Linked DNA regions of Homo sapiens: region 2 is linked to region 1. The links are chromatin loops, found by intact Hi-C in ENCODE. Cell type or tissue: IMR-90. All regions are shown on one strand. Each heading gives the region's core, and the rest is flanking DNA. Links, peaks and the distances in the headings are about the cores only. Region 1 overlaps CALD1 (caldesmon 1). Region 2 overlaps CALD1 (caldesmon 1).

What was found. A loop is a pair of places that touch in the nucleus more often than their neighbours do. Peaks named below come from ENCODE experiments on the same cell type or tissue, not always from the same donor. Only the 100,000 strongest peaks of a DNase experiment are listed, where the experiment ranks them.
Region 2: it touches region 1 in a loop (1.9-fold over the local background); 8 of 110 quality-filtered maps call a loop at or near these places.

What each region holds. Positions count from the first base shown.
Region 1 is chr7:134,820,559-134,831,339 of GRCh38, forward strand. All of the region lies in intron 1 of CALD1 (caldesmon 1), which reads left to right. It overlaps LOC124901750 (a long non-coding RNA gene), which reads right to left. Exons shown (of 2, transcript XR_007060537.1): 1 at 1-10,781. Among named protein-coding and RNA genes, the nearest start is that of CALD1, 46 kb to the left of the region's middle. In IMR-90, for the core only: no CTCF peak of the experiment used is centred there; a DNase peak (open chromatin) is centred at 5,753.
Region 2 is chr7:134,885,416-134,896,196 of GRCh38, forward strand. The region is part of intron 3 of CALD1 (caldesmon 1); the gene reads left to right. Among named protein-coding and RNA genes, the nearest start is that of AGBL3, 96 kb to the right of the region's middle. In IMR-90, for the core only: no CTCF peak of the experiment used is centred there; DNase peaks (open chromatin) are centred at 6,026 and 6,406; H3K4me3 peaks cover 1,370 bases; H3K27ac peaks cover 2,223 bases.

The sequences.
Region 1 (10,781 bases), core at 4,238-6,737:
TTTCACTGTTCCTGGAAGAAGTCTTTCTGTCTACACTTTACCCACTACAAATGTTGAGATGTTCTGAAGGACTACCTTGCACCTTTAGTAATTAATATCATTTAAAAATTAATCTCTTTTAAAATGAGATTTTCCATAAATGCTAGATGCCCAATTTCAAAGGAAAAATCTATGTGATACTCTGACATATTGGTCAAATATTTTATTCTAGGGGACATGGTGGGTAGCAAGGGGTGGTCGTGGACTGTAGGAAGTGTTGACTTCAAAATATATATTAGCATTTCCATCATTTTAAAAGATTTTTTAAAAGACTAACAATATAACATATGGACAAAGGGATACATTCCTTAGAAAAATTTTAATGGTAACATGAAACCACAGTAAACAGTGAAGGAGAGGGGAGGAGAAAAATGATGCAAACTATTTACTTCCCCTTAGAGGCTAGAATGCAGTTGTTTTCTATTAAACTTAGATTACGTTTATGCGTAACTGACTCAATTATAAAATGAAAGCTAAGCAACTGTTGGAATTTGTGATTACACCATGTAAATGTTACATACCTTGGCAATGTAAAATAATAATATAATTTTTTAAATAGAGAAGAAAGAGACTGTAAGAAAAAAAGTAAGTGTACAAATTTCCCTATGCTTTATAGTAGGGATTCAGATAATGTCTAGTGATAATATCTGTAGTTAAAACAACAACAAGCCCAGTCTTTTAGTTTTTTTCATAATTTTAACTTTTAAAAACCCATATCTCATTGTAAAGAAACATTTATCTTTAGTTCATCAACTTCTATCATTGAAGCTGTTTCTCTTTGTTAAATTATTGTAAGTAATATTTCTAAATATTAGACTACATTTATAAAACTATTTCTACCTATCCATCTATTTTTATAATTTTAGAGATATCCAGAATTTTGTTCACCAAATGTTAACAATTTATTTCTGAGTGCTAGATATAGGTGATTTTTTTTAATGTTCTTTATACTTTTTTGGGGTTAACTTTTTAAAAGAGTCAACGACATTTTTTTTTTTTTTTTGAGACAGAGTCTCGCTCCGTCACCCAGGCTGGAGTGCAATGGCACAATCTTGGCTCACTGCAACCTCTGCCTCCCAGGTTCAAGTGATTCTCCTGCCTCAGCCTCCTGAGTAGCTGGGATTACAGGTGCGCACCACCACACCTGGCTAATTTTTGTATTTTTAGTAGAGATGGGGTTTCACCATGTTGGCCAACCTGGTCTCCGGTTCCTGAACTCGTGATCTGCCCACCTCGGCCTCCCAAAGTGCTAGGATTACAGGCGTGAGCCACTGTGCCCCGCCAAGAGTCAACAACATTTTAATAAAAGAGATAGATGTTTATAGAGAGAGATAGTTGACTCTCTCTCTCTTCATTTCTATCTATGATTTCCTTTTTTCTTTCAAAGGTTTAACAATTAATTCTTTAAAGCATTCGTTCAATTGTGGCACACCGACCTCTCTTGTTGGCCAGAAACTTATAGGGGTAAGTCTCAATAAAACTATTGAGTCTAAAATCACAAAACAGCTGACAACTTTGTGGCACATCACCCAATTCTTGGAGACAGTGCCAACCCTTGGACAGGTCTATATTATCTTGGGCACGAGACTGCTTGCTAAGTTAAGGTTATATATTGAAGAGAAATCAGACATTTTTATTTCTAGAATTTTCTGTTTCATGAGGGACTGCTGGCTATCTTTTATTTGGGCCAATGCCTAGGCCCAAAAGAGGTTTACCAGATGTGTGAGAAAATGTTATTTCTGCTTTATTTGGTGAATGATAATGAGTAAATGGGATGAAGGGAAACTTTCTAGAATTTCTAGAATCATATCTTGTCTGAACAAGATATGAATTGATCAGTTCACTTGTCAAACAAGAAAGACATTTGTATCTATCTACAAATTTTATTCTTCAGTTGAATTCAGAATATAGTGATTTTTCATAAGAAACGACAAAATTTAATAAGTTATGCATTTGTTAAAAAAATACTAACTTGTCTAACATAATCCTGGAATCTCAAACATATTCTGTAGTTGTTTTCTGAGTGAATGCTAACACTCACTGTAAATAAGGCATTGATACTTCCTTGTATAAAAATATTTTAAATTTCTAAAACCTCTCATCTTACCATCTCCTTTTCAAACTTCCTCCCCAAATCTTCAGACAACTTATTCTACTTCATTTGAAGAGAATTAAGTATGGTTTTCATTCATTGCATTTTTCTATTATATTTCTACACTCTATGTTCTATTTGGCGATATAGTTAGTTGCCTCTATCTCCCTGGCTAGATCATGTGTTCCTTGAAAGCAGAAACTATGCTTTAATTTATCCCTGCCTCTCCACTGTAACTAGTTTAGTACTTTACATGTAGAAGCTCTGTACTCAAGTCAACAATGTGGAATTGCCTTAAGATGAAATTGGTGAATAGGTCTGTAGAAAAATGACTTCTCCGTGGGTCACCCTGCCCACCCCACCTGTCCCTCCACATGCCCCCTTAAAATGCAAAATTGCTGGAAGCTTGGGGAAGATGTATGCCTCTATATGTACGTACATATCATCTCAAAAGGAAAATTTCTGTAATTTTCATCTAAAAGATGCCTATGAGAACAAAGCCAAACAAGTAGCTAAGGCCCGAAGCACTGAATGGGATGAATAAAATATCTCGATATTTACATGGTTCATTTTGACCGTACCCACAGGGCAGCAAACATCTGCGTGAAAAGTAAAGAATTCAGCCTGTTAGATGACTGGTTGTGAAGAGCCAAACATTGGGTATCATGTCATCCACATGTCTGGTTGATTGAATATGAATTGCCCCCTTTTTATCCAGATAGCTTCAGCAATAGATAAAGCATGGAGATTTTTCCACATTTTACATGGTGCTTGGTGTTGTAGAATTCAGCCTTTGTGTGTTCTTTTCCCCCCGTCTTGCTATTGCCTGGATCTCATTAGGAACCATTAGTGATGTAATACTAAACCTATGGAATCTTAAACATGCTTTTAAAATCCTGTGGAATAAAGATGTCTCCTACCAAACCAAAAATGCAGTGGGAATAGACAAAGTTACATTTCTTCAAGAAAAAATGACTCATTTCATAGTTCCCAAACTGTTTTGACTGAAGCTTCTCAAAATAAACTTTCTGGAATATGGAGCCTTTGATGTCTGACTTTGAAAAAAATATATCATTTCTCAAACATACAATTCAATCCTTTTGGGGTGTTCATGTATTTCTGCAGATTAACTTACTTTTATTTCAACAAGTGAATGACACAATATTAAATAGCCATCTGACAAAGAAAGAAAAGTATGTTTGAAGTGGTCTTAACTCCTACATAAACCAAATATAAAGAACATGCCATATGATTTTTTAAATTGCCACAAAAATAGAATTTTCAGAACATTACCAGAAGGGGGATTTGGTCCATTAAGAATAACAAAACAGTTTAGATGTCATGAAAGTAGAAGATTAGGAGTGCCATTAAGCTTACTAATGAGATTTTTGATTCATATGCTATTTCCTAGGCTAGGCAACATTTTTAATTTTTCACAGTCTTGAACTTTAATCCTTGAAGGGTAATTCAAGTTTCAGAACTTACATACTGCAATTTGTTTGGGGTGGCAATTTGCCATTGATTTGCCTCTGGGTTCTTTTGTTCTCTTTCAGCTGGGGGACTCAAAGGTGGTCATTTATTAAGTCCAGGTCTACACATGACCGCTGAAACAACTGGTTTTCAATCAAATCTTCTAAATAATCCAACCATTTTTGTGCAGTTGATCAGATTGATTTAAGATATCAATTGCTCTATTCAAACAACAGTGAATGAAATAATTGTATGACTGGACAATCTTTACTTTTCTTTCCTCCTCCTCCTTCTTCTCCTTCTTCTCCTTCTCCTTCTTCTTCTTCTTCCTCTTCTTCTTTAATAAGAGTTTCTCTTTGGAGTGGTGGAAGGATTGGTTAAGATCTGCATTCTAGCTTCAACTCTTCCACCTCTATCTGATGCTTGAAAAGTTTCTCTTAACCTTTCAAGCCTCATTTTTCTTTTCTATAAATGGAGAGAACAAACACTGACCTTGTGCTATGTTTGGGACATTAAATAGATACTGTGGCATTTGATACACAATTGGCCTACAATAAATGTAATTTTTTCCCAGTTCCCCCTCAATTGTACATACGGAGTTTTCTGCTTTTTTTCATTTTCTATTGTGATGATAACTTCTCAACAGAAGGGTTAAAAGAATATTTGACACCCATTATATTACGCTGTTAAAGAATATTAGAACTAGAGATATACGTCACTTGGTCAGATCTGAGCTCCAGGGCCTGATGTCTCTGATGATGGCAAGAAGAGACTGTTGTTGGAATTTGTGTTATTCTCTGAGACTTTAAGAATACTACCTTTCCTTCAGAGGCTTTTAAATATCTATTATGCAGTAACATCTCTAAACTACTCTTGAACCTATGCACATTTTTATCATGGTACCAGCATTGAAAGTAATAGATTCCAAGTGTTTAATACTTATAATGGAAAGAGGTTTTTCTATTATTTGACCTAAAATGATCACTTCAAAGCTTTAAGATTTAGATAAAGTGGGGAGAAAGGGGGATAGGAAAAGGAGCATGGGAAAAGGGGTAAGGTAATTAACATTTATAAGATGATGGCCAAGTTTATTAGAAAACAGATGGAGTCATACATTTGGGTAGACCTGAACTTCACTTCCAGCTCTGTCTCATTCCAGGGCAGAGTTGTTAAGAGAATGTAATGTACCCGCATTAAAATAAATTTGCTTTGTTAACTATAAATTTAAGTTTGGATTTCCTCTTTCCAAGCATTTATTTTTATAAGTGATTAGGGTAATTTAAGGTCTTTAAATTGCTATAAAATATCTAAGCATTAAAGAGGGGTGAGAAAAATTAGCATTTTAAAATTCTCTATATAAGGATAATTTTATACTCTAACTTTTGGATTTATAGATATCTTATGTATATTTTCCCAGAAAAAATGTGAAGATTTCCCTTTTGGTGAAGTCATTTAGAGTTCATTGTTGGTTGGTATAATCTGCAAAATTATATTCAATTATGCAATTAATGTAAAATATTACATCACATAATAACCCAAGGTCATTTTATACTTACAATAAAAAATTGTTTTGACCCTTCCTGTAGATTAACCTCCCAAATGATTTATTGGTCATTAATAGCTCAATTTTTAGACCCAGGGGTCAGAGCTCAGGGCATTGCAACTGAGGGTAGATCCCTGTACAGACTGACCAGAGGAGCCCTGGGTATGCCGGGGAGAAATACATGCACATTTCTCAATGTCTCAGGCTATGTTTTCCTTCAGTTTCACCAACACCATCTTAATTCAGGTTTCAAGAATCTCCAAACTTACCTACACACTCTAGTTTAGCCCTTTCAAGTATCATTCCATCCTGTAAACTGATTTTAAATCTTCCCAAACTACTGTTTATATAAAAAAAACTTAGTCTCAAAATCTCCCCAAACTACTGTTTACTTTAAAAATTTTAAATTAAAGAGGGGTGAACAAAACTAGCATTTTTAAATTCTCTATATAAGGATAATTTTATTATTCTATTGTCTGCTCCAAAGAATAAAGTACAAAACTGATATCCAAGGACCCGGTCAACATTCCTGCTTTCTCCCACCCTCCCAGGCAGGCTTTTGAATGTACTCACCCACGAGCACAGCTGCCCATGACCACAACTGATGTATTTCTGTTCTGCTGATGTTGCTCCTTCGTCATGTTTGAAATATTCTCACACCTCCTTTCTAGTTATCCAAATCTTAACTCTTTAAGTGCCAATCATCTTCCTGAAGCATCTCCTAAGTACTCCAGCCCACCTAATCAACACACACCGGAGCTTTTCTAGTCCATTCTTCAACTTTTTACAGTTTAGGAGACCCAATTTGCAGAGTTTGTGACTTGCCTGAGGTCACAAAGCAAGTTAGTAGTGTCACCATGACTTAAAATTGAGGTCTTTTACCACGAACACTGTTGCCTGAATTCCCTAAACTATCATGATAACAGACATTTTACTGATAATATTGGTTTTGTATTGTTGGTTCATTGTTCCTAAGTATGAAACCTGGATATGCCCAAATTGTTCCTGGATTATTCTTTCATTTCAGATCCAAATAAAATAATTGGGGCCTCCATCTCAATATTTCTGAGAATCCCCAAGAAAGAGATAAGGTGGTGGGATGCCTTATATTTTTGTCACCTCCTGCTCCAAATTCCAGTCACCCATTTACCTCCTCAGTCCAACCTCTACCTGCTTAACTCTGAGCATGGAAAAGTTCTTTTTTTCTTCATTCCCACAAAGCTGCTGCATTTAACAGACTTTGATGAATGGTTTATGGTGATAGAAGGGCATTAAAATGCAGCCCACACTGGATCACAGCTCAAAATTAAATATTTTAATTTGAGAAAAAAATTAACTCTTTAGCTCTTTGCCTTAATTCTCTCCCATGTGATTTTGGAGTGGACAGGGCCATTCAACTTTTACAACCACAAAGCAAGGTCAGGATATTTATGTAAACAAAATACAATAGTTATCTACCCTGGGCTTATGCCCTTAGTAACTCTAAGAAGCAATAGAAGTTTTGACATTAGTTTTTCTTTAACTTGGCCCAGGCTGAAATCTTAGGCAGATCTCCCTATCTCAGTGGACCAGGACAATGTCAGGAGCCAATGGGTATTCATTTGCTACATTCTTAGTTGGGAAAATGAATCCAGCACTATTTTCCAGAATGTAGTAAGATTAGGAAGAGAGTAAAAACAGAAAATGGGCATTTTTTGCCATTTGCTGAGCTTTTTCTCCATACCAGGTTCTATACTGTTATACACGTTACCCCATTTCCCTCTCACAACAACCATGCAAGGTAGGCATTCTCCACTTTTCAATGGAGCAAATAAACAATTTGCCAAAGTCATCCAGTAAGAAAGTGGCACAATCCAGAATTCAAACCCAGATCTGCCTGACTTTAAAAGCCTTTCTGGACTTGGCCAGATGACAACGGCAATGGCCCAGGCACAGGAAAGAGTGAGGACCATATCACATCACATGATATTCCAAATTTATCAGAGTGCTGAGAGTCAGAATAAACAGAAATGTCAGTCAAAGGTGTTATTTGGGGAAGGTGATGGAGGGTCCACGATGGACTGAGGTTCAGATAGAGATGACTTTTTTCATTCATTCTTCTGTTTAAAGCTACCGGATTTAACACAAACTCAGGACCGTCTACAGAATCTGAATTGGATATCCCCAGGTCACTTAGTTTTTATAACCCAACAAGGGCAACATATTCAATAGACTATCACCAAGAGCCTTTCTGAGCAGCTTGTATTTATTCATCTTGCCTGTGACTGGGCAAAGGGGGCAGGTGTCTGGCTTTTGTTACTGCATAGAAATACAACTTTGGTTTCGTTGATGTGAACAGATAAGCACTGCATGTGAACTGAAATCACACTATGTCTAAACAGAGGACTCTGTGGCACTTTTCTTACTAAAAAGTTGTTAAGTTTGGCAATCCTCACTCTGTTCCAGTCAAACATTTTCTTAACCATATTAGGTTATATGGAAATAAGCCAATATCGCGGCTGGTGTATGAGTAGGTCCTCTGCACCAAGGCAGTTTTCTTGAGAGCATTTTCTCACTGGTTTAAAAGCAATAGAGACAAATGTGGCTCAGAGTATATTTTTAAATGTGGCTGGAAAGAAAAATAAAAATTCACTGATCCAAAAAGAATTCGGAATCGCAGCTAGACCAAAGTCAGATTTTTAAGCTGGAAGACTTGGAGAGATTTGGGTATTTGCTTGCTTCTTATTGAAAGACTCAATCAATTTTTTAAAAGCCCAGCCAACCTTAACACAGATATAGGAGAGGAAATCAGAACAAAACTGCATCATCTGTTCCATAATTGTCCAATGTTGTTCTCGTTGCTTAATCTCGTGGGTTAGAAACCCAGCATTTGAGCTCTGGATTCACTACATTCTGAGTAATCCTAGACACTGGGCTTAATTTCATTGTTTGTCAAATGGGGGATGATATACTACCTATATCATAGGATTCTTAGGAAAATCCAATGAGATAATGCATGATTCAACTATTACCAAAAAAGCATATTATAAGCCTTCTGTTTTTCAAACTACAACACTTGGAGAAAAGTAGCAGCAGAGAAAATAGCTTTTAGGTCTGCCCCTGGTTGCTCTGATACAGTTATCTGCTTTTCATTTAGATTTATCATATTCTGCTTTGACAGCTAATAATTATTCATCTATATATTCATTCTTTTATTCAGAATATTGAGCACTTAGCAAGTGCCAAGCTCTTAATTAGGAGCTCTTATTCTCATCTTTGCAAATAGATGATAAATCTATAAAGCTCCCCCCCCATCTTATCATTAGATACTCTTTTGAAATATTTTTATTTCAAGATACATGTTGGCCATTCATTCATTCCATGTATATTTATTGAGTGACTACTAAATGGCAGGCAACTGCAAAGTGCTGAGGAATCATTAGTAAACACAATAAATACATCCTCATGGAGATTTCAGTCTAGTAGAAAAGACAGATATTAAATACATAAGTAACCAAACATAAATATCATTGCAAATTGTGATTGTACATGAAGACAAAGAGCAGAGACTTACAACAGAGAATGACGTGGAAGTAACATCTTAAAACTCTATGTCTAATGCAACAAATTTTAATTTACAATACCTTGGCAATAAATGGATAGGATACGTGAAAACGTTATCATCTGATTGTACTGTAACACAAAAATTGGTGTTTTCAGGGTGTTGCAATTATTTAGTACTATTCCAACTTTGACTTTGTGGGTTTAAGAAAGGTTAAGAATTATCCAAGTAAGAAGTATGCCTTTGTCATTAGGTAATGGTGAGGGACTCATTTCTGGTCTCTGTGGCCAGTAAGCTCTAGATCCATGCAAGAAATTGAAAGCAAGCTTGTGTGACTGGATCACAAAAGAGAGAGGCACAAGAGGAAGCTGGAGAGGCAGGCTGAGCTAGATTATACACGACATTGTAGGCCATGGGAAGAGTTGGATCTGTATTCTAGATGCACTATGAAGCTACTGAAATGTTTTAAGCATGGGAGTGACATGATTAGATTTATGTTTTTAAAAGGGTAATTGTTTGCAGATGGCTGGAAGATAGAACAGAAAGACCAGTTGGGAGGAAGAGTCCAGATGAGATGATGGTGGCTTGGATTTGAGTGACAGCAACAATAATGAAGATAAATGAACCATTTTAGGCAAATATCCTGAAGGGAGAATCACCTGGATTTAGTAATTTACTGTAGAGGGAGTAACGGTAGATGAGGAAGGAGGAAGTGTATGAAATGATTCCCAAGTCCGGAGCTTAAGCAACCAGGTAAATATTGGTGTCATTTGCTAAGATGGGAAAAACTTGGGAAACAAGGACTGTGTTCAATTCTGTCCTGTTTGCTGAGGAAAAAAAAAAGGGGCCAGGGAGTAGTGGTGGAACTTTTTGTGAGTTATAGAGAGGAAACAAAAGTATAAAGCTTAACACCCATCTTCAGAATGCTTGCACCCTAAGCATTAAATCCACTGTTGATATTTCCTTAACAGGCTTTCTCAAACCACCAGAGGCTCTACTATGATGTGTGTTATCTCACTCGTAGAATTTATTCTTTCTTCACCCTTCCTCTGTGTGTGTCCAAATATAATGCAGTTGATTTTAATAATTTAATTTGCTACACCTTTGAATTATCTCATTTATCAAGGCATCAGTCAATCTTAAAAATTAGATCTTTATTTTTTTTTTAATTTTTAAGCTCAGGGCTACATGTGCAGGATGTGCAGGTTTGTTACACAGGTAAATGTGTGTCACGGGGGTTTGTTATACAGATTATTTCATCACCCAGGTATTAAGCCTAGTACCCATTAGTTATTTTTCCTAATCCTCTCTCCCCTCCCACCCTCAACCCTCCAATAGGCCCCAGTGTGTGTTGTTCCCCTCTATGTGTCCATGTGTTCTCATCATTTAACTCCCACTTATAAGTGAGAACAAGCAGTATTTAGTTTTCTGTTCCTGCGTTAGTTTGCTAAGGATAATGGCCACCAACTCCATCCATGTCCCTGAGAAGGATATGATCTCAAACCAGATTTTTAAAGGCAATATATTTTTTTTGGTGCTTCTATAATCTTGGCAGTGAATAATGACAATAGAAGTCTTTACCATTTTGTCTTCCTGTTATTTACTGTAACTCAACTACAAATATTCCAACTTCTCCAGTGGTGTATGTGGAAACAAGAAGAGTTCACAGAAAGAAAATTATGATCAGTTTGATTCCCCTGAGAGCCGCTGATAGAGTACTAAGCTCTACATTACTTAGCAATGCAAAAACAAAGTGGTAGAGATTTAGTGATCAAGATTTATGTACAAGAATGTCCATCACAGCACTACTTATAATAGCCCAAACCTGAAATACTCTCAGTGTCCAGTGATAAGGGAATGATTACATATAACTGTAAAGTTATCATGTTTTAAAAATTGTGTAAAAAATATGTATAATATAATAAGTGAAAAAATTGAGTGCATAACATCACATTTGTTTTTAAAATAGAATCTTACCTTTGTTGAAAAAAAAGACTGGAAGGAAATATATTGAAACTTTAAAGTAATCTCAGGGTGGGAAGGATGAAAAGAGACTTTAGAATTATTTTCTGCATAATTTCTTTCTTTTTTTTTGA
Region 2 (10,781 bases), core at 5,045-7,544, 66 kb after region 1:
AGGTCTGACCACCCCCCAAAAAGAAGGAAATCAATATTTTTTAAGACTTTATATGGTATCACTGGAAAAAAATCTGGATTTCATTCCAGCTATAAAAGCCATGTGTAAATTTAATATCCAGATGCAAAAGGTGGACACCCACAAATAAATTTATGATTGTGGAAATATTTAGACACTTTGAACAAGAGTGGTACACACTGAGAATTCTGTGGCTTAGGAACTAATATGCTTCCTTTGAAGATTTGACCTTTTCTTCTGCACTAGAATTATCTCCTGAGTCCTTATAATAATTTCCTTCACAACCTGTACCTATGAACAACAAATCTACATTCTAAAATATATCACTATGGCCTAGATTCAGTTTCTTATGGGTAGAAATCACATTCTTCATGTACACACTTCTTTCCTAGAATTATATAAAGCAGGTATTATTATTATCGTTTTCACCGAGACCAGAACCAGAATTTTGTAGATGTGCACCAGCCACCATTCATTCAAGAAATTGTTAGAGCCCTGCTATTTCCAAGCACCGTTTATTGTTTTAAAGATATGTTTCAAGTTGGAGGGCAGAAAGGAGTTAGAGGCATGATCCTTTTCAGATAGAAACTTTTCAGGAAAAGAAAATAGTCCAGTTGTTTAAAAAACCCTGGATTTTAAAAAGAGCTTAGAGAGTCGGCCTAAGTAATTGGTGCAAGACAGTTTAAACAGAAACAGGGAGTCTCACAGCAAGTTGGCTGGAGGAGCTGACTCATACATTGCAACATAATTATTTCCCAAATAACATGCAAACAAGAGTGGGCTCAAGCTTTCTGGTCTCTCTCTCCCTAACAAGATAAATTAGAAAGAAATAAAGTCAAATCCAGGAAGACTTCATAGAGGTAAGGCCTGGAACTGGTTCTTAAAGAACCACTAGAATTCAGAGAAGCAAAAGGAGTAAGAGTGGGCATAGGACTTACAAAGCAATTCATTTGGAGAAGAAAAAAGAAAAAGCAAAAACCCTGGATATAGCACAAAACTGAATGAATGATCTCTCTAAGAGATGCTATTATCAATGTGAAAATGATGTTAGGATGTGTTAACAGGAACGTGGCAGGAAGCACTGGGACTTCAGCCAGGCCTTGGTCAGCTTTTATTATGTCCAATTTTGGTTTCCCGTTTGAAGAGTTGTTATAGTCAGGCTGATATTAAAAGGATGGAAAATAGGCATTGGCGTCTAGCCTAGAAAAGACGAGACTAAAGGATGACTTAATACCTGTGGCCCTCCTAGAGATAAGTAGGTTTCTATTTCAGCAACAGGAAATCTAGTTCGATAACAGGATAAATTGAGCGTGAGAGTGATTAAACACTGGGACCTTGATCACAGGATGTCACCTACTGAAGTATAGTTCTTTAGCTCTACTGCTTTCAGAGTACTGTTCACTTTCTGTCTTATAATAGAATTTTTGTATACATGTCTTATCTCCCTTTAGGACTGCCCTTCTTATCTTTGCATCCCCCACAGCACTTAGTGCAATGACTTGCTTGTAGTAAACATTCCAATAGTGCTACGCGAAGCAAAGCAAAAAGGAATGTGCTGGGACAAAATAAAACTACATGCTCACCATTATAAGGGCAATAAGACAGTGTCACAACCCAAGCCCCTATTACAGGCCTAGAGACAGATGAGGCAAAGAATAATTAAGAAACGTGTATCAGCACAGGCCATGAAGACGCTGGTGAAGAACCACTGGAAGACTAGGATGAGGAGTAAACTGTGATTTTTCCACAGCAGCTCCTGCATTCAAGATCACAGGACATGACAGAGCAATATAGTTTAAGTGAACACGTTCAACGCCATGGCAGGGGCAGGGGATGGGAGATGCCGTCGTCTATGAGGGGAAAACTATGAGAGGCCAACAGAAAGGAGGAAAGAGATGCTGCCTTTGAATATGTAAACTCCTTTACCTACATTCCTGTTCACCTTGGGGTGGGGGAACAGCTGTCTAGGCAAGATTTTTTGCCTAGTTCTAAGAGTACAGAGCCTATGAATTTCTTCATAAGAAAATTTATCTCCAACAGCCTTTTCAAACGTCCCCTTTGTACTACTCGAACTGTTGCCTCCCTAGTGGTAGATTTCCCTTAGGTTTATGTGTTTCCATAGTAAGTGAATGGCTCTGTGCATGTTATGTGTGTGCATGTGTGCGTATGCATGCATGCGTGTATATGTGTGTGCCTGTGTGTACATGCATGTCTGTATGTGTGTGCATGTGTGCGTATGCATGCATGTGTGTGTATGTGTATGTGCATGTGTGCATATGCATGCATGCGTATATGTGTTTGCCTGTGTGTGCATGTGTGTCTCTATGTGCCTGCGTGTGTATGTGTGTGCATGTGTATGTGTGCGCATGTGTATGTGTGTGCATGTGTGCATATGCATGCATTCGTGTATGTGTGTGTGCCTGTGTGTGCATGTGTGTCTGTATGTGTGTGTATGTGTGTGCATGTGTGTCATAAGCGCATTAGGGCATATGCACAGCACTTCCCACATACCTCTCTTCCCTAGGGAATTGTTTCAAGGTAGAAGCTGTTCTTAAACAACTGCTGCAGACTCTAAAGTCTGGAACAGATCTTGTGGTCCGGTCTCCCACCTCCATGAAGTAAAGTTATTTTTAAAAAATCATATTTTCTTAATAAAGGACCACCCTGTGGTGGGAGCTGTTCCTTTCTATTACAGTCTGACCTCCCTCAAACCTTCCCAGCCCAGAATCTCTTTGATGAAAAATTAAACAATAAAGTGTCCAGAAACAAAGGATACTATGAGTAATCTCAGAATGGCCCAGACTTTCATTTTTCCTAGTAAGAGTCCTGAAGCATCATCAAATTCATGATACCTATTATCTTGCTGAAGGATGACTGGCCCACTTGTTCATGGTGCCAATGAATAGTCATTAGTTCACTTCTCAGAGACACCAGTTCTGGCAGCTGGACACTGGGTACCATTCTCTGCTATGCAGTGAAAGCACACAGGCCTGTAGGTCTCTGCAGGACCAGAACACTGTGCACAAATAACCTTTAGATTGTTATTTCTCAATCCTCTTACCTTGCCTCTCCAGCCCCAGGCACCAGGTCTCAGAGGACTCTTGGAAGCACTTGCCTAGCCCAGCCCTGCTCTCAGCTCATGATTCACTTGTTATCTCTATGCGTCTTCCCGCGTTGCCTGTCTTTCATTGGCCTTTGTGTTCTTCCTCTTCCCAGAGAGTGTCTGAACCAGGTCCAAGACTCACTTCTCTCTTCACTCTTCCCATGTCAGTACCCTACCAGGTAGCATGAGCTATAACACCACTGGGTTTTACTATCACAAACTGAAGACAGACAGCTGCTTCCCAAATGCATGCCCCTAATAACAAAGGAGGGTGCGCGCTGTTTCCCTTTCCCTCTTTTGGCAATTAGGGAAATAGCCTGGTGGACATCCTGTGTACAGCTGGCAATTAGCACACTTTCTGTACATGGATTCTGCACATGAGTGGAAGACTACTAAATTCTTGCTCTCCTCCATGGAGAATACTGGCCAGAAAGAACCACAATTTTTTTTTCTAGGTTTTTCCATTTTATGAACCTATTCTGAATATGCCAAAACCATACCTGTCACCTCAGAATTGGCGTGGGGGGCTGGGGAGGAGGGAATCAGGAGGTGATAGCTTTCTCGCATGGCTGCGACAAATAACTAGAAACTTGGTGGCTTTAAACGACACAACTTATTCTGTACAGTTCTATAGGTTAGATGTCTGGCACAGGTCTCACTGGGCTAACATCAAGGTGTCAGCAGGGCTGTATTCCTTCCTGGAGGCTCCAGGGGAGAATCCATTTCCTTGCCTTTTCCAGCTTCTAGAGGAAGTCACATTCCCAGGCTCTTGGACCCCCTCTCCATCTTCAAAGCCATCACCAGTCTGTCTGCCCACCCTGACAGATAAGCTCCTCTAACCACAGCTGGAAAGGGGTCTCTGATTTTAAAGAGCCATGTGATTCATTCCAGCACACCTGGATAATCCAGGATGCTCTCCCCATCTCTATGCCTTTAATTTCATCATATCGACAAGGTCCCTTTTGCCACGCAAATTAACATGTTCTCAGGTTCTGGAGATTTGCGGGAAACGTTATTCCACCTACCATAGAAAACCACCGACTTTTGTAAGTAATTGAAGGGAAAAAATTAATTGGGCAAAATTCGGTAGAAAGAGAAGCAGCAGAATGCCTCGATACATGTTTCTGTCTCAGTTCTAGAGCGAGAAACTCAGGACAAGTCAGTGTATATTTAAGTCCTCTTGTGTGAAGGCAGATGTATCTCTACTTTTATGGGTGTCTTATGTGCTACTTTCATCAATATATGTTCGGTGATCATATGTGTAATCAGAGATATTTAAATGCATATATACATAATGATATATAGAGATAATTAACTTTAAGTTTATTAAACTGTATTTACTCTATAAACTATGACTTCATTTTTTGTTTTGTTTTGTTTTTTGTTTTTTGAGATGGAGTCTCACTCTGTCGCTCAGGTTGGAGTGCAGTGGCGCCATCTCAGCTCACTGCAACCTCCGCCTCCTGGGTTCAAGCAATTCTCCTGCCGCAGCCTCCCAAGTAGCTGGGACTACAGGCACCTGCCACCAAGCCCGGGTAATTTTTGTATTTTTAGTAGAGACGGGGTTTCACCATGTTGGCCAGGCTGGTCTCAAACTCCTGACCTTGATCCACCTGCCTCAGCCTCCCCGAGTGCTGGGATTACAGGCATGAGCCACCTCGCCTGGCCTATAAACTACGACTCTGATGACCGCATAGTATTTAAGCAAGAAAACAACCAAAATGTTCTAGCTAAAGTGGAGACCACTTAACCTAACCCAATTAAACTTTAAGTTGAACACAAGAGTAGTAGATGCAGTTCAGCTCCATGACATTGGGTGAGTTGTCTAAATGCTCTGTGCTTTGGTGTCCTTGTCTGCGTGTGACATGAAGCCGCAGATCTCAAAGATCTCTTTCATTCCGTGAAAGCGCTCTCAATGTGTGAAGTTGACTGCTTCTCCTGCTGTTTACCAAGAGAATAATCTTAACTCTACATTGTGGAGATCGGATTTGTTCTCACTTGACAGAAAGCCAGTCCCACGAGCAGCTTGGTACCCAAATACCAGTCTGTTTAGTGCTCATTAGAGATGAAGAACCATATTCATAAGTCAAGCTGAGACGGAGTGTCATCTCCAGACAGAATCAACACCACCCCCTCCTCAGGAACTGGGATTTGGCTGCTTTCCAAGCCGCTGCTGACCAGGTTCCATTGCCCAGCTTGGCTGATGAGATCACTGGCAGAGTACCATGGGTGCAGACGGGGCCTGCTGTTTCAACATGTTCTCAGGAGGGCTCTTGCCCACATTTCTTGGAGAGGTGTGAGCACCAAACATGCTGAACCATCCAGCCCATCACTGAGCAGGGCCATCTCTCTTCATCCCTTTTCATTTGGTTTGCATTTTTATGTCATGCTCCTTCCCTGGATAAAAGGGATAAGAGGAGTTTCTCAGATTTGATTTCTCAGTGGGAACTGTTTGCTTTGGAAGCCACCTACACCAATGCTAATTGAGAACAGAGCTCAGAATGGGAGCCTGAGAACTGCACCCGGATGAACTTTTTGGTGGGCTGATTTCTGTTGATCTTGTCAGAATTAGGTTGTATATGCATGTAATACCATGATCAACTATTTTCCAAAAGGCTGAGCAAATGCATCAGTGTCTTTTTCCTTTGACCAGTTACTTACCTTGGAAAAATTATTTGTAGTTAAGCATATAAAGTCTTCATCAGGAAAACTACTGGAGATCCTGGCCCTGACTACCCAGCAATAACATTTCTGGAACTCCCGAAGCAATCAGTGCTCTCTGATCGCTAAACATGATGGGCTTCTATTAGAGAGATTACAGTAAAAAATAACAATCAGCTCTCTGATGATCCTGTGAGGAGGGAACGGGTTGGGAGGAGTAGATTTGGCTGAGGACAAGCCCAGACTTTCGTCACAGGGACAGACCAACGTGTTAACACAAAGGGAGAACACGGGAGCATCCTGCACCGTGCATTTCAGCCACAGATCACATGGCCCCTCCGCGGGCCCAGCCCACGCCCTGACCGCCCGGCCTGGCCAGGTCTCCGTATCTCTCTGCCCCGCCGCCCCTTCCCAACTGCGGACATGCTGGGTGGATCCGGATCGCATGGAAGACGCAGCCTGGCCGCGCTCTCCCAGTGAGTCCTCATTTCGTCTCTTTGGTTTTTTCCTTTCTTTTTTTTTTTTATAAAAAACAAACGAATTGTTGTAAAAAAAAAAAAAAAAAAAAAAATGTGGGAGTGGGAGGGGAGAGGAGGAGACACCAGGCAGGAAAGGAATGCAGTGAGTGTGTGAGTTTCAGACCTGTCTGAAACTTTCTGGTTTCCACTTCATGGTTGCTCTGATTCGCTGGCTTTTCTCGTTTCCATTTTAATGGTGGTTTGTGGACCATTTGCCAGGAGTTTATACCTAGGCACGGGTTTCTCCGTTTCAAATACCAATCCATAAAGCATTGTGTTTCTAAAGGTCTGCTGTTAATTTAGACCTTAGCCCTCCGTTCAGAATGATCCATTTGCAGGGCTCAGAGATTTTGGCTAAAGCACACATTGCCCAATCCTTAGAGTAAACAGCCAAAGCCCTCAATATACTGACCATCTGACTAAGACAGAACAAGACCCAGAGCATATGCTATTGATCAGGGAATTGTTCAGATAACGGACTCCAAGGGTTTAGGATCATGAAATCCTGGAATGTTAAAGCCAGAAGGGAGGCCTTTAGACTCTTTGGTGCAATGCTGTCTTTCAATAGGCAGGGAAACAGAAACCAGAGGGGCAACTCAACTTACCCCAAAGCAGACAACAGTCGGTAGCAAAGCCATGTCTTTGTACTCTCATGCAAAGGGCCGTTTTCACACTGGTGTTTATGAGGTTTGAAAAACTTACTGGGTCTTGGGAAAAGGTACCGCACAAGAATTAGAACACCAAATGGCCTTTCAGTAAATCTTTTCCATTTTTGAGAGTTTTGGCACCGATTCAGCATGACAATTGTTGTTCCAGTTGTTCCAGCGTTTGTGCAACAGTTAATCAAATAAACAGAGAAACTCATCAGGGTCCTAAAAACAAGACCCATGTCCATTACATTAGCAGATCTCTTGGAGAGCTAGTTTCCGTAAGTGTGGTTGGTTATTCACGTGGGAGAGCTCAAAGGGACTTTAGACGTTATCTGTATAGTCCAGTGCTTATCAAACTTTTTAAAAAATCAAATTTAATCTTAAGGGGAACGCTATTGTATAAAGGAGATGTTCTGGTTAAAGAAAAGGTTTGGGATCTAGAGCTCCTCATCCTCGCTCTACTCTGCAGTCATAGCCCACTGCACAATTCTACCCCTCTCCTCATCCCTCTTCTACCCCACCTCCCCACCCTCTTCATCAAAACTTCCTTGGAATCCTAGGTCTCCATGGAATAGTTCAGAAACCACTGATCTCATTGAAAGCCTTCATTTCAGATGAGGAAACTGAGGCACAGGAAGGGCTTGCCCAGGGTCACACAGCTGATCAGCAATAGAGCGTGGGATGCTAGGAAAAGAGCCCAGTCTGGCTGGCTGTCTCTCTCTCAACTCATGGTCCTGAGGCTTGTTTCCACTCCTTCATGCCTATGATTCTATCAGTCTCCTTTCTCTGTGTCTCTCTTCTCTGTTTACTCTGCCATTTCCTGGATTTCAACAGCTATTACCTCTCACCGGGATGGTTGTCATTGCCTGCCATCTGGTCCTCGGCCTCTGTCTCTCTCCCCTTTCTGATCCAGCCCCCTACAGCCCCCACCTATGAAGATAAAGTCCATTCTCCTTACTACAGCATTCAAATTTCTCCACAACATGCCTTCACTATTTCTTCCCATTCTGACTTCCGCCAGGGAGAATGTTAAAAACATTGTGGGGAAATAAATAAATGATGGGCATAATTTTACCAGATTCTGCAGAAATGACAAAAGAAATGCACACAGGGATGTCGAGATTTGTAAAAACTATAGGAGTACCTGATCCGGTGAAATAAGATCACTCACAGCTCCCCAAACTCAGCATATACAAGCCACCACTGTTTCTTGACTCATTCTATTCCCTACACAGGGAATACCCTCACCCTCCTGTTTCTGACCTCCTTTCTGTTCTGCAAGGCCCTGATCAAATGCTCCCTTCCTCTGTAAACCTTCCTCATTCCTCACTTCTCTCACTCTAATAACCTTTGCCCATCCTTCTATTACTAGCTTTGTACCGTCAATCGAGGAAAATGACGAGGCAAGTCTCAATCATTTTAGGAGGTTTACTTGCCAAAGTTAAGGATGTGCCTGGGAGATAGGTCTATGCCTTTATCTGAAGATGATTTTGAGGGCTCCAGATTTAAAGGGGAAAGGGTGGGGATATTGAGAAGTACACAATTTTCATCTAAGTGAATCTGTGTTTTGTACATAAGATCACATAAACAAAGGGGGCAGAGGAAAAATGCGGGGAATCTGCATTTTACGTATGATAACAGACAAAATGGGGTAGGGCGACACTCAGATATGCATTTGTGTCTGGTGGGCCAGGGTGACTGCACCTATAAAGATAAGCTGTCCATTTGCATTGCCATGGTGAAGTTTTAACAGCTCTCTAGGAATGTCCTTGTGGACAAAATATGGGGGAGGCTTGTGTAGCTTTTCACCTTGTAGCCATCTTATTTAGGAACTAAAAGGGGAAGGCTTTGAGTGACCCAGTTCCCGGCTTGACTTTTCCGTTTGTCTAAATGCGTTCGGGGTACCAAAATTTAATTTCCTTTCAATAAAGTTATTGTTGAACATAGCTATCTTCCCTCCCAATAAATGGCAATTCACTTGAGGGCAGGAATGATTTTGAATCTTTGAAGCTTCAGCATCCAGAACAGTGCTGATGCTCCAGAAATATTCTTTAAGTTTCCTATTATTGAGTAAATCAAACTCAATTCCCCTTAGTTTACCTTTTTCATTTGAACCGTTTGAACACACAAAGCCTTCACTCCTTTTGCTTTGCTAGACGTACTAGGTTAAATGCTAAAACAGGTGCTCAACAAAATGAATTCTAAGTTCCTTTGCATTTCCATCAGATAATTTATCTCTGTTTCATCACCTGTAGAGCAAGATTGGCTGTGATTTTTTAATGAGACATGTTAAAATTCCTGAATGCCAAGACCTACACAAGGGCCATGTTATTTTCAGGAGCAGTCGTGAATGGTTGTTCAGTTATTTAGATTTCAAGGCATGTTTAATTTGTTCCTACCAAGATCACTGAGAGATTCTGTCACTTGCGGTTTAATATTTTCACTGGTACTTTTATCATTTTCCCAAAGCCTAAGGAAGTTTACTTGCAACAAGATTTGGGGTTTCCTGTAAATATTTGTTTTAGTCCATAAAGGGTTATTTTTCTTATAGAGAAGTGTGCTTTTATATATCTTGCAGCTGAAAGTTAAAAGTTTTTTGTGTGTGTTACATTTTGTAACAAACATGGAAGGGTATGTAAATTGTAAAATCATGGAGTCAAGGAAACGTAGGAAATTATTTAGTTCATCCCACTGTTTTCTGAGGGAACTGAATCCAAAACAGTGCTGGGAAATAAATAAATAAATAAATAAATAAATAAATAAATAAATAAATAATTGGCACAATTTTTAAAGATTCTGCAGAAATGACAAAGGAAATAAACATAAGAATATTGAGATTTGTCAAAAGTTTAGGAATGCCTGGCTTATTCAATGTTATCAGGAAATGTAGCATTATAATTATCCAGGATGCTAAATTTGGTTTTATATATGTATGTGTGTGTGTGTGTGTGTGTGTGTGTGTGTGTGTGTGTGTGTGTATGTATTTAGTGGAAACTCTTTGCCTTCATTAAAGCAGATATTACAACACATTTAAAACATTTTCAAATTGCTAGGAGCTGTCCTTATGAACATAGTTTTTTAATCATGCTGTAAAACAGTGATACCTCAGGGGATAAGACTCCCATCCAAAAATGGGTCCAGTTATTATGTGATGTCTTCCATCACATAATATTGATGCTTTTAAATCTCTTCTAATACCTATTAATGCATCTGCCTGTCATGGTCCCGCTCCCTGTTCTGCTGTAGCCAAGAGTAACAGGACACCCATTTGTTAGAATTACGTTCAAAGTAAAAATCAACAATCTGGTGAGAGAGGCCTTCTCTCCTACAAAGTAATGGGCACTTACATTTTGTGACTATTGGTTTGTAGGCCAAAGTGTTAAATATAGTGAACTTCCAGTTTCTCTTCAAAGAATCAGTATGTCAGTATGTTCAGCTTTCTTATTTTTTAATTCTTGATTTCAAAGTTTAACTTCCTGGTTCTCTCTGCCCACTTGCTTCTAGTTTCAGTAAACAACTTTCCCACCAGTCCTATTCAGTAGGTTCACATCTGTTCCCCTGGTCACCTGCTCTGTCCTGTCTCATCCTGGTCACGTGCTTTGACCTGAATCACCCCTGGTCACCTGCTCTGACCTAAGTCACCTTTGGTTACCTGTTTCTAACCATCCTTCCCGCCAAACTACTCACCCTGCCACTCTGGCTCATATCCCTGCCCTCTTTAAAATAGCCAGTCGGAACTGGCTTAGACTGTGTGGTCCAACCCTAGCCAATAGGGAACAACACAGCAGTAGGGGCCGCCTGCATCAGGAATAAGAACTCCTGCCCCTCCCC